Linked DNA regions of Homo sapiens: region 1 is linked to region 2. The links are chromatin loops, found by intact Hi-C in ENCODE. Cell type or tissue: gastrocnemius medialis. All regions are shown on one strand. Each heading gives the region's core, and the rest is flanking DNA. Links, peaks and the distances in the headings are about the cores only. Region 1 has its middle 15 kb from the start of SELPLG. Region 2 has its middle 9.7 kb from the start of PWP1.

Region 1 (4,391 bases), core at 90-4,089, 940 kb after region 2:
TGACCCATGCCCCCCAGCTCTGGCCCCATTGCTCCCAGCATCTCTCCTCTGGGCTCAGGGCCCAGCCATAATCTGACATAATCTGATCTTTTCCTGGGTGATTATTTGATCAATCTGTCCCCCTCTAGACCATGAGCCCCAAAGGGGTCTCGAACTCCTGGCCTCAAGTTATCCGCCCACCTTGGCCTTCCACAGTTCTGGGATTACAGGCCTGTCCTACTCACATGGCATCCCAGGGCCTCTCACAGTGCCTGGCACATTCCATAGTAATCGGTGGCTTGGTTGAGTGGCAAAGAGGGATGGGATCTGGGGAAAGAATTTGGGGAGCCCCTGCCAGATCAGCTGCTGGATGAACCACCCCCAGGGTGGCAGCCCCAGCCTGTAAGAGACAAGGGACCTGGAACAAACTGAGCCCATCATCCCCCGCCCCCCATTTCCTGTCTACCCTCCTTCCTTCCCTGCTGGCAGAGCTGAAGTCAGCACAGTGTGGTTTCCTAACCGTGCAACCGGCTGGAGCAAGTGGTTCAGCTTTCTGAACCTCGGTTTCCCTGGCAAGAAAATGGAACAATCATTGCACCCACATTATGAGGTTGAGTCCTAAATGAGATAATGCAGACAAACTGTTTGACAAGGCACTAGGTATGCAGTAAGTGCTCAGTAAAGGCCAGCTGCTTGCCCCCGGCCATCCCTCTTAGTCCTAGGCCCCAGCTCTGCTGTGTTGTGTTCTCTGCAATGAGAGGGCTGCGCTGTACTCGGTTACCCTCCCAAGGAACAGCGCCTTCCCTCAGCAGCCAGGAGCCACAGAGGGTGACTAATGGGGGACTTCCAGGCCCCAGGGCAGGTCAGCAGGGCTGAGGTTTTGGGGCGTGGGATTCCCCCAGAACCCCGCTGTGATCTCAAGGACAGCGTGACACAGTGGTAAGATCCTGGCTTTCAGGTCTGGGTTCCAATCTCAGATCCTCTTCATGACCTGGGGCAGGTGACTTCACCTAGCTCTCATCCTCAGTTTCATCTTCTGTAAAATGGGGAGAATACTAGAACCGTCTGTGAGAGCTGTTTGAGGGGATTCACGGGGATATTGCAGCTGTGTGTGTGTTCAGGATGTGTTTGCTGAATGGATGAGTGGGGTGATTCAGGCTGGTGGTCCTCAAGGGCATGGGAGGCCCAGGCAGGAGGGGAGGGCACAGGGGTGTGCAGGAGCCAGACTATATCTGCCCGTGAGAGCTAATCAACAAAATTTTCAGAATTTTGTGTCAGTTGTTTAATAAATTAAATTCTATTATATTAAAAGCCAAGGTCATCAGTACTCAAAACTCACCAATTCCTAATAATTGTACTACATTATCCGATGATCGATGCCCTTGTTACTAACACCTATTGTATCATCAACTATATAATGGTTGGTAGCTCAAAATCGGCTGTGGGAGTATTTACATGGAAGACATTGGCAAATGCTACAAATCAGGACTTTTTCCCATTGGAAGCCAGTTGTTAAACACTTAACAGCACGCCACTGGCTTTGGGGCTCCTTCCTGGCTAAATGATCTCCAAGTCTGGCCCAAGGGAAACGCAGGCTTCCACCTGCTCTAAGAGCTGGCGGCGGGCGCCCCCTGGTGGCCGCTTCAAGCACCCGGCTTCGCCCACCCTGAATGAAATCCCACACCTTGGAGAGAGAGAAAACTGTAAAGGGAAGGTGGCCCTCTTCCAACGCAAATGGAAATCTGTGGTTACACAGCATCCTCAGGAGCTGTCAGGAAATAGGGGAAAGCTCCCAGGAAGACGAGGTGACAAGATCCCTGGGGAACAACTCAGAGGTCCTTCAGCCTGAGTCCACAGCCCCCTGCTGTGGAGCCTTCAGCTCCCCTTCTCTGATTTTTCTGATCCCTCCCAAAGGGGAGGTAGACTCAGTCTCTCCTGACCCATCAGCCTGCCGACCCCGGGTGTTAACTGACCCAGCCCATGGCAGACACTCCCACCTTCTTCCATCAGCACCCCCAGGACACTTTGAACACACCTGCCTGTGTGTATCAGATTTGATCCTTCCAGAAGTTCAGGGGAGGAGACAGACACTGCATTTCCAATATGTGTGGGCCCTCTCCCCACTCCTCCCCGATGCTGTCCCATGGCCTTTCCCCCTGACGGCTCTTTCCTACCTTTCCCTTGTCTCTTTCCTCCAACCCCTCTCTCCCAAGCCACAGCCAACCCCTGCCAGACTCAACCTTCTCTGTGAACTCCCCTTTTCCGGGATAAACCATTGGGGGCAAGGAAAGAAGTCCTTCACTTCCAAAGAGGCCATTGAAGGTATTTTTTTTCTTTTTCCTTTTCTTTTCTTTTCTTTTTTTTTTTTTTTTTTTTTGAGACAGCTTTTCACTGCTGTTGCCAAGGCTGGAGTGCAATGGCATGACCTTGGCTCACTGCAACTTCTACCTCCCAGGCTCAAGTGATTCTCCCACTTCAGCCTCCTGAGTAGCTGGGACTACAGGCGCACATCACTGCACCTGGCTAATTTTTGTATTTTTTGTAGAGACGGGGTTTCACCATGTTGCCCAGGCTGATCTCAAATTCCTGAGCTCAAGCCGTCCTCCTGCCTCGGTCTCCCAAAGTGCTGGGATTACAGGCGTGAACCACCACACCCAGCCGGAGGTATTTTTCAAGAAGAAAAATAAAGACTATCCCCTGAGATGACTTTTATTCCTCTCCTAGAAGGTAGAACAGAGTCTGTTTAAGCGGCAGCTTCTTTCTCTCTCTATGGAAATGACTGGAAGGTATTTGGGAGCAGAAGAGCAAGAACTCTCCAAATCCTGGTTTTCTAATCTGACTGAAACTGCCTTTGCAAAAATTATAACTGAGGAAATGATGACAGTGGAAGAGACCAGACCGAACAGACTCCATCTTGCTTCTAGCCTTTAAGCTGTCCTTGTTCATTCCTTCCCCAAAGTTAGGCTGAACTAACTTTGGGAAATAATTCAGTTCGTGTTTTGACTCTGAAACAAAATTAATAATATCCCTTCCCCCCGAAAAGACCCCCTTCTTGCCTGGGGACCGATCTGCCTTTGCAGGACTAACAAATTAGCTACAAGATTCGAAATTATGGTTTAGGGGTCATGCAGCCTCTGGCTCCAAGAGTCTAAGCCTCCCCAAATTGCTCCTGTGGATAACATCAGTATTGTAAAACCTCAGAGCACTACGTGAGATATTTTGCAGACCCCGCACTGGATGGATCAGTTGACACCACCTAGGCTGGTATTCTGGCTCAACCAGTTCTGCCATCGCAGCCGGGAACAGAAGACATGAAGAAAACCTCACTGCAACCCCCTATGACTGTATCTCCAACCTGACCAATCAGCACTCCCAACTTCCCAAGTCCTTACCCGCCAAATTGTCGTTAAAAACTCTGATCCCCGTCTCCTGTACAGCCTGCTCTGCATGAATTACTCTGTCTCCCTTGCAATTCCCCTGTCTTGATAAATCGGCTCTGTCTAGGCAGCAGGCAAGGTGGATCCACTGGGCGGTGACCTGACCCCCACAAGGTAGTGTGAGTTTTGAATGGGATAATGCAAGTGTTGCTTAAATAGCAGGGCCAACCTGGTTTACTGGGGCTGAGTTTCACGGAATATGGGACTTTCAGTGCTAAAATCAAGAAAGTTCCGGGCAAACTGGGACGACTGGTCACCCTATGCTTAAAATCAGGCGTCAGCAAACTGACGGAGCTGAAATGAGCCTGCCGCCCGTTTGTAAATAAAGTTTTATTAGAACACAACCATGCGCATTCATTTATGGACATATTGTCAGTGGCTGCTTTTGTACTACAAGGACAGAGTTGAGTTGTTGCAACAGAGGCTATGGTGTTGCAACAGTTAAGGCCTACAGTATTCACTGTTTGGTCCTTTAAGAAAAAGTTTGGCAGCTTGAACTTTTCCACCATTTGACAGCAAATCAGTGCTTCTGTGAGTTGTACAAAAGGTTGCAGGCTGCATCTAGGATCACCAATAAGCTACTGGCTGTTAATGAGAGACAGGGCCTGAGTGAAAAGGAGAGGTCAGGGTGAGCTTCTGGAGAGTGGGAAAGATTCTGTGCTTGGCCAAGCTTTAATCAGTCAGGCCCCTGAGTCCTCTCCTAGGCCCATCTGTGCACTTCCTTTTAAAATCCAGTTCTGGGCCGGGCGTGGTGGCTCACACCTGTAATCCCAGCACTTTGGGAGGCCAAGGCGGGAGAATCACCTGAGGTCGGGAGTTCAAGACCAGCCTGACCAACATAGAGAAACACCATCTCTACTAAAAATACAAAATTAGCTGGGCGTGGTGGCGCATGCCTGTAATCCCAGCTACTCAGGAGGCTGAGGCAGGAGAATCACTTGAACTCAGGAGGCGGAGGTTGCAGTGAGCCAGATC
Region 2 (4,391 bases), core at 187-4,186:
GCAACTTATGATACCAGAGCTCAGGTATTGACAGTTCGGCCCTTCAGAGGGATTTCTGGGGTTTTTAGCTTCTTCCAATCCTGGTACTTTGGCCTAGATTAGGGCTTCTGGGAGGTCAAGAGAAATCCAGGTCACATCCATTTTGGAGGCTCCAATTATAAGGGCAAAAAGAGGTCGGGTGTGGTGGTTCACACCTGTAACCCCAGCACTCTGGGAGGCCGAGGCAGGAGGATTACTTGAGGTCAGGAGCTTGACACCGGCCTGGCCAACATGGTGAAATCCGAATCTACTAAAAAAAAAGTACAAAAGTACAAAAAGAGGCCAAAATAAGATTATAAAAATTTCTATTTATTTTAAATATTTGCACATAAGATATATAAATATTTGCATATAAGAAATTATCCCTTTTACCCCCCCCCCCAGCAATGGAATGCAATGTACTTGTACCATTCACAATATAATTGCAATATTTATACAATTTATGTATTAATTCACAGTGCCCTAGAGACAGGATTGCCTTACAGTAGGGTACAACCTGAAGGAAGCTTTCTTTTCCTTGGTCCTGTCAGTGTGTCTCTGTAACTATAAATATACTTACTTAGAAATAATATTAAAGATCAAAATTTACAGCTTTTTGAGGCTATATCATAAGGAGCAACAAAAGTTCAGAGGCAGGAAATAATAGTTAAAGCATACAAGTACTTACATGTTTATATACATATACGTATAACTATGTATAGTTAAAACATAAAAACTGGATATGTTGGGTAGCATTCTAAGTGATGTGTGCGTGTGTTCAAACTTTTATTATTATTATTATTATTATTTTGAGATGGAGTCTCGCTCTGTCACCCAGTCTGGAGTGCAGTGGTGCAATCTCAGCTCACTGCAACCTCAGCCTCCTGGGTTCAAGCGATTCTCCTGCTTCAGCCTCCTGAGTAGCTGGAATTACAGATGCCTGCCATCCCGCCCGGCTAATTTTTATATTTTTAGTAGAGACGGGGTTTCACCATGTTGGCCAGGCTGGTCTCATACTCCCAACCTCAGGCGATCCACCTGCCTCGGCCTCCCAGAGTGCTGGGATTACAGGTGTGTGCCATGTGTAAACTTTTATAGCAACATTTTGTTGTCATCTTCCTATTTTACAGATGGGGAAACCAAAACGGAGAGTGATTGAGTGACTTGCGCAAGGTCACACACCTCAGGAGTAGGTATGTAAGTAGAATAAGGATTCAAACTGAGAAAGTTCTGCTCCAGAGGCCACCACCCTTACCATTTTCATATGTAGCCTCTCATAAGGAGAGGGGCAGACTCAAGTAGATGTGCAGAATCATAGAAAGGCTTCAGAAAGTCTATAAAGAGTGGTTCAGGCATTGGAGTCAAGCAGATCCAAGTTCAATTCCAGGCTTTGACCCTTATTAGCTGTGAAGCCTTGGGCTCCCTACTTTAACCTAAAGCCTAATGGTCCCCACCAGTCAAGCGAGGCTATGTTGGAATCTGAGAACTAGCCCTGAGGACACAAGGAAAGGGCTCAGTCATCACAGCTGTGTCTGATCTCAGCCTCCGCCTTCTTAGATAATAAAAGTGAGGCTCAGAGACAGAAAGTGGGCTGCCCAGGGCCACACAGCAAACTATTGACAGTCCTCAGCACACCTGGTCCAATGTCCTGTGCATAGCATTGGCAGCTCTAAGCCAACTCATCTAGTCGACTCTGCCCCCTACAGCTTCTTGCCCATTTCAGGGCTCCAGATAGGCTTCTGCCCACCTGCAGGGCCACGCTGCCATACTTGGTGGTCTGTGGCAAAGTGGGTAAAGCAGGAACAACTGGAGAAGACACAGAACAAAACATGTGGGAAAAAAATGTTCAAGGTCCAGGCATAGGCTAGGTGTGGTGGCTCATGCCTGTAATCCCAGCACTTTGGAAGGCAGAGGCAGGAGATTCTTGAGCTCAGGAGTTCAAGATTAGCCTGGGCAACATGTTGGAAACCCGTCTCTACAAAATATACAAAAATTAGTCAGGTATGTTGGTGTGCACCTGTAGGCTCAGCTACTCGGGAGGCTGAGGTGGGAGGAGCTCTTGAGCCCAGGAGGAAAGGGTTGCAGTGAGTGCGGATCACACGACTGCACTCCAGCCTGGACGACAGAGCCAGACCCTGTTTTAAAAAAAAAAAAAAAAAAAAAAAAAGGGTCAGGTGCGGTGGCTCAAGCCTGTCATCCCAGCACTTTGGGAGGCCAAGGCAGGCAGATCACCTGAAGTCAGGAGTTCAAGACCAGCCTCACCAACATGGAGAAACCCCGTCTCTACTAAAAATACAAAATTAGCCGGGTGTGGTGGCGCATGCCTGTAATCCTAGCTACTCGGGAGGCTGAGGCAGGAGAATCGCTTGAACCCGGGAGGCAGAGGTTGCAGTGAGCTGAGATCCTGCCATTGCACTCCAGCCTGGGCAACAAGAGCTAAACTACTCTCAAAAAAAAAAAAAAAAAAAAAATTCCAGGCATAATCCTGGAGTGTCCACTAGGTGGAGCCACACTTCTGCATTCTTGGGTTCCCAAGAATTTAATTTTTTTTTCTATTGAAGAGCATGAATCTGGCTCATACGTGAGGGATTGAGAAGTTTCACTCAACCATTCATTCATTCAATATTTACTCAGCACCCACTCTGTATACCAGGCATGGGAATTCAACACTAAACGCAGTACTTAGGAGCTGTAATTATCATCCGGCAACAAATTCTTTGCTTCTGTGATGAATCTCACAGCCATGCAACAAGTACACCATCCCATCCTTAACAAGGTCTGAGAAGTCATCTTCCATTTATTCTTCCAGTATTTATTTGGCGTGTACTCTCTCCCAGGCCCTGGGCATGCTAAGATGGAAAAGACCATCTAGTGGAGAAGACAAACATATGACCGGTGTCCACTCAGCCTGACCCTACATGGTGACTGACGCCTGCCAAAGCCTGGCTCGAGGGGCGCAGTAACCATGCTCAGATCCTCCTTTCTCCTCTGGCATCACAAATGGGGAGATCAAAACCTTTGCCCAGCCCATCCTTCCTCTGCTTCTCATGAACAGTCTGGTCCATTTCCCTGTCCTCTCAGAATCATGCTGCTGATAAAGACATACCCGAGACTGGGCAATTTATAAAGAAAAATAGGTTTAGTGGACTCACAGTTCCACGTGGCTGGGGAGGCCTCACAATCACGGCGGAAGGTGAAAGGCACGTCTAACAGAGCAGCAGGCAAGAGCAAAAATGAGAATGAAGAGAAAGGGGTTTCTCCTTATAAAATCATCAAATCTCATGAGACTTATTCACTATGATGAGAACAGTATGGGGGAAACCACCCCCATTATTCAATTATCTCAATTATCTCCCGCCAGGTTCCTCCCACAGCACATGGGAATCATGGGAGCTACAATTCAAGGTGAGATTTGGGTGGGGACACAGCCACATCATATCAGGTGGGGTTTCCGATGGCAAGGATGTGATTAATTTCATTATATCCAGGGCTTTGGTGGAGCCTTTCACTTTTCCCTGGGCACGCATTTCTGTCTTTCCTTCCAAAAGAGGTGGCGTGGGTGTGGAAGGAACCACACAGGACTGAAGACGGAAAACACAGGCTCTGTCCCCCATCTTGACGCTTAGATGATGTGTGGTCTTAGATCAGTCACCTCCTTCTTCTCGTTAGTCTCCTCAGCTGTGGTAGATTAAATGTGGCCACAAATTCTTGACAGATCTTCCCATCAGGAGATGGCATCTTTCTCCACTTCCCTTGATTCCGCCAGGCAACACTCTTGTCCAAGTCACCGGCATCTGCCCCTTCATTACTGCAATAACCTCCTCATAGTTCTCCCCACATTCGCTCTGCCCACCCCACCATCCCCACCCCCACATTCCACACACGGGAGTTGGAATGACCTGAAATCTAAGTCAGATGATGTCATTCATCATCCTACGCCCCTACCCACCGCCCTGTGCCTCCCTAACCAACCACCCACAGCAAGACTGCATCTTCTGGCTCCCTGTCACCCCTCTTCCCTGTCTCCTCATTCATACTGCTATAGCCTCACCTCTGGGATTGTGACCCTGGAACCACATAGCTGGTCATCTGGAGACAGACTGGAGCAGAAAACCAAGGTAGAACTTGAGTTGGAAAGCTTATAGGGTTGAAGTTTCACTTTAACGCTGAGGTGTTACACAGAAGCTAGAGGGGGCAGAAAACTACCCAAGTCTGTGGAAAGGAGTTTTTCTGACAGGTGGTGATAGTGGTGGCATCAAGGAGGAGGGGACTGAGGGAATGCAGTTGCTGGTAAAGGGTAGATGGTCAGAATCCTCAGCTGTCACCCAGCAACTTGACGGTGAATAGGATGAAGCAGTCACCAATCAGGCTGT

What was found. Hi-C counts contacts between places; a loop is a spot of excess contacts. Peaks named below come from ENCODE experiments on the same cell type or tissue, not always from the same donor. Only the 100,000 strongest peaks of a DNase experiment are listed, where the experiment ranks them.
Region 1: it touches region 2 in a loop (15-fold over the local background); 2 of 110 quality-filtered maps call a loop at or near these places.

What each region holds. Positions count from the first base shown.
Region 1 is chr12:108,616,682-108,621,072 of GRCh38, forward strand. No RefSeq gene overlaps it. Among named protein-coding and RNA genes, the nearest start is that of SELPLG, 15 kb to the right of the region's middle. RefSeq lists enhancers at 611-1,070, 1,651-1,700. In gastrocnemius medialis, for the core only: CTCF peaks have their summits at 1,619 (motif pointing left) and 1,824 (motif pointing left); a DNase peak (open chromatin) is centred at 1,580.
Region 2 is chr12:107,673,914-107,678,304 of GRCh38, forward strand. No RefSeq gene overlaps it. Among named protein-coding and RNA genes, the nearest start is that of PWP1, 9.7 kb to the right of the region's middle. In gastrocnemius medialis, for the core only: a CTCF peak has its summit at 2,529 (motif pointing right); no DNase peak of the experiment used is centred there; H3K27me3 peaks cover 432 bases.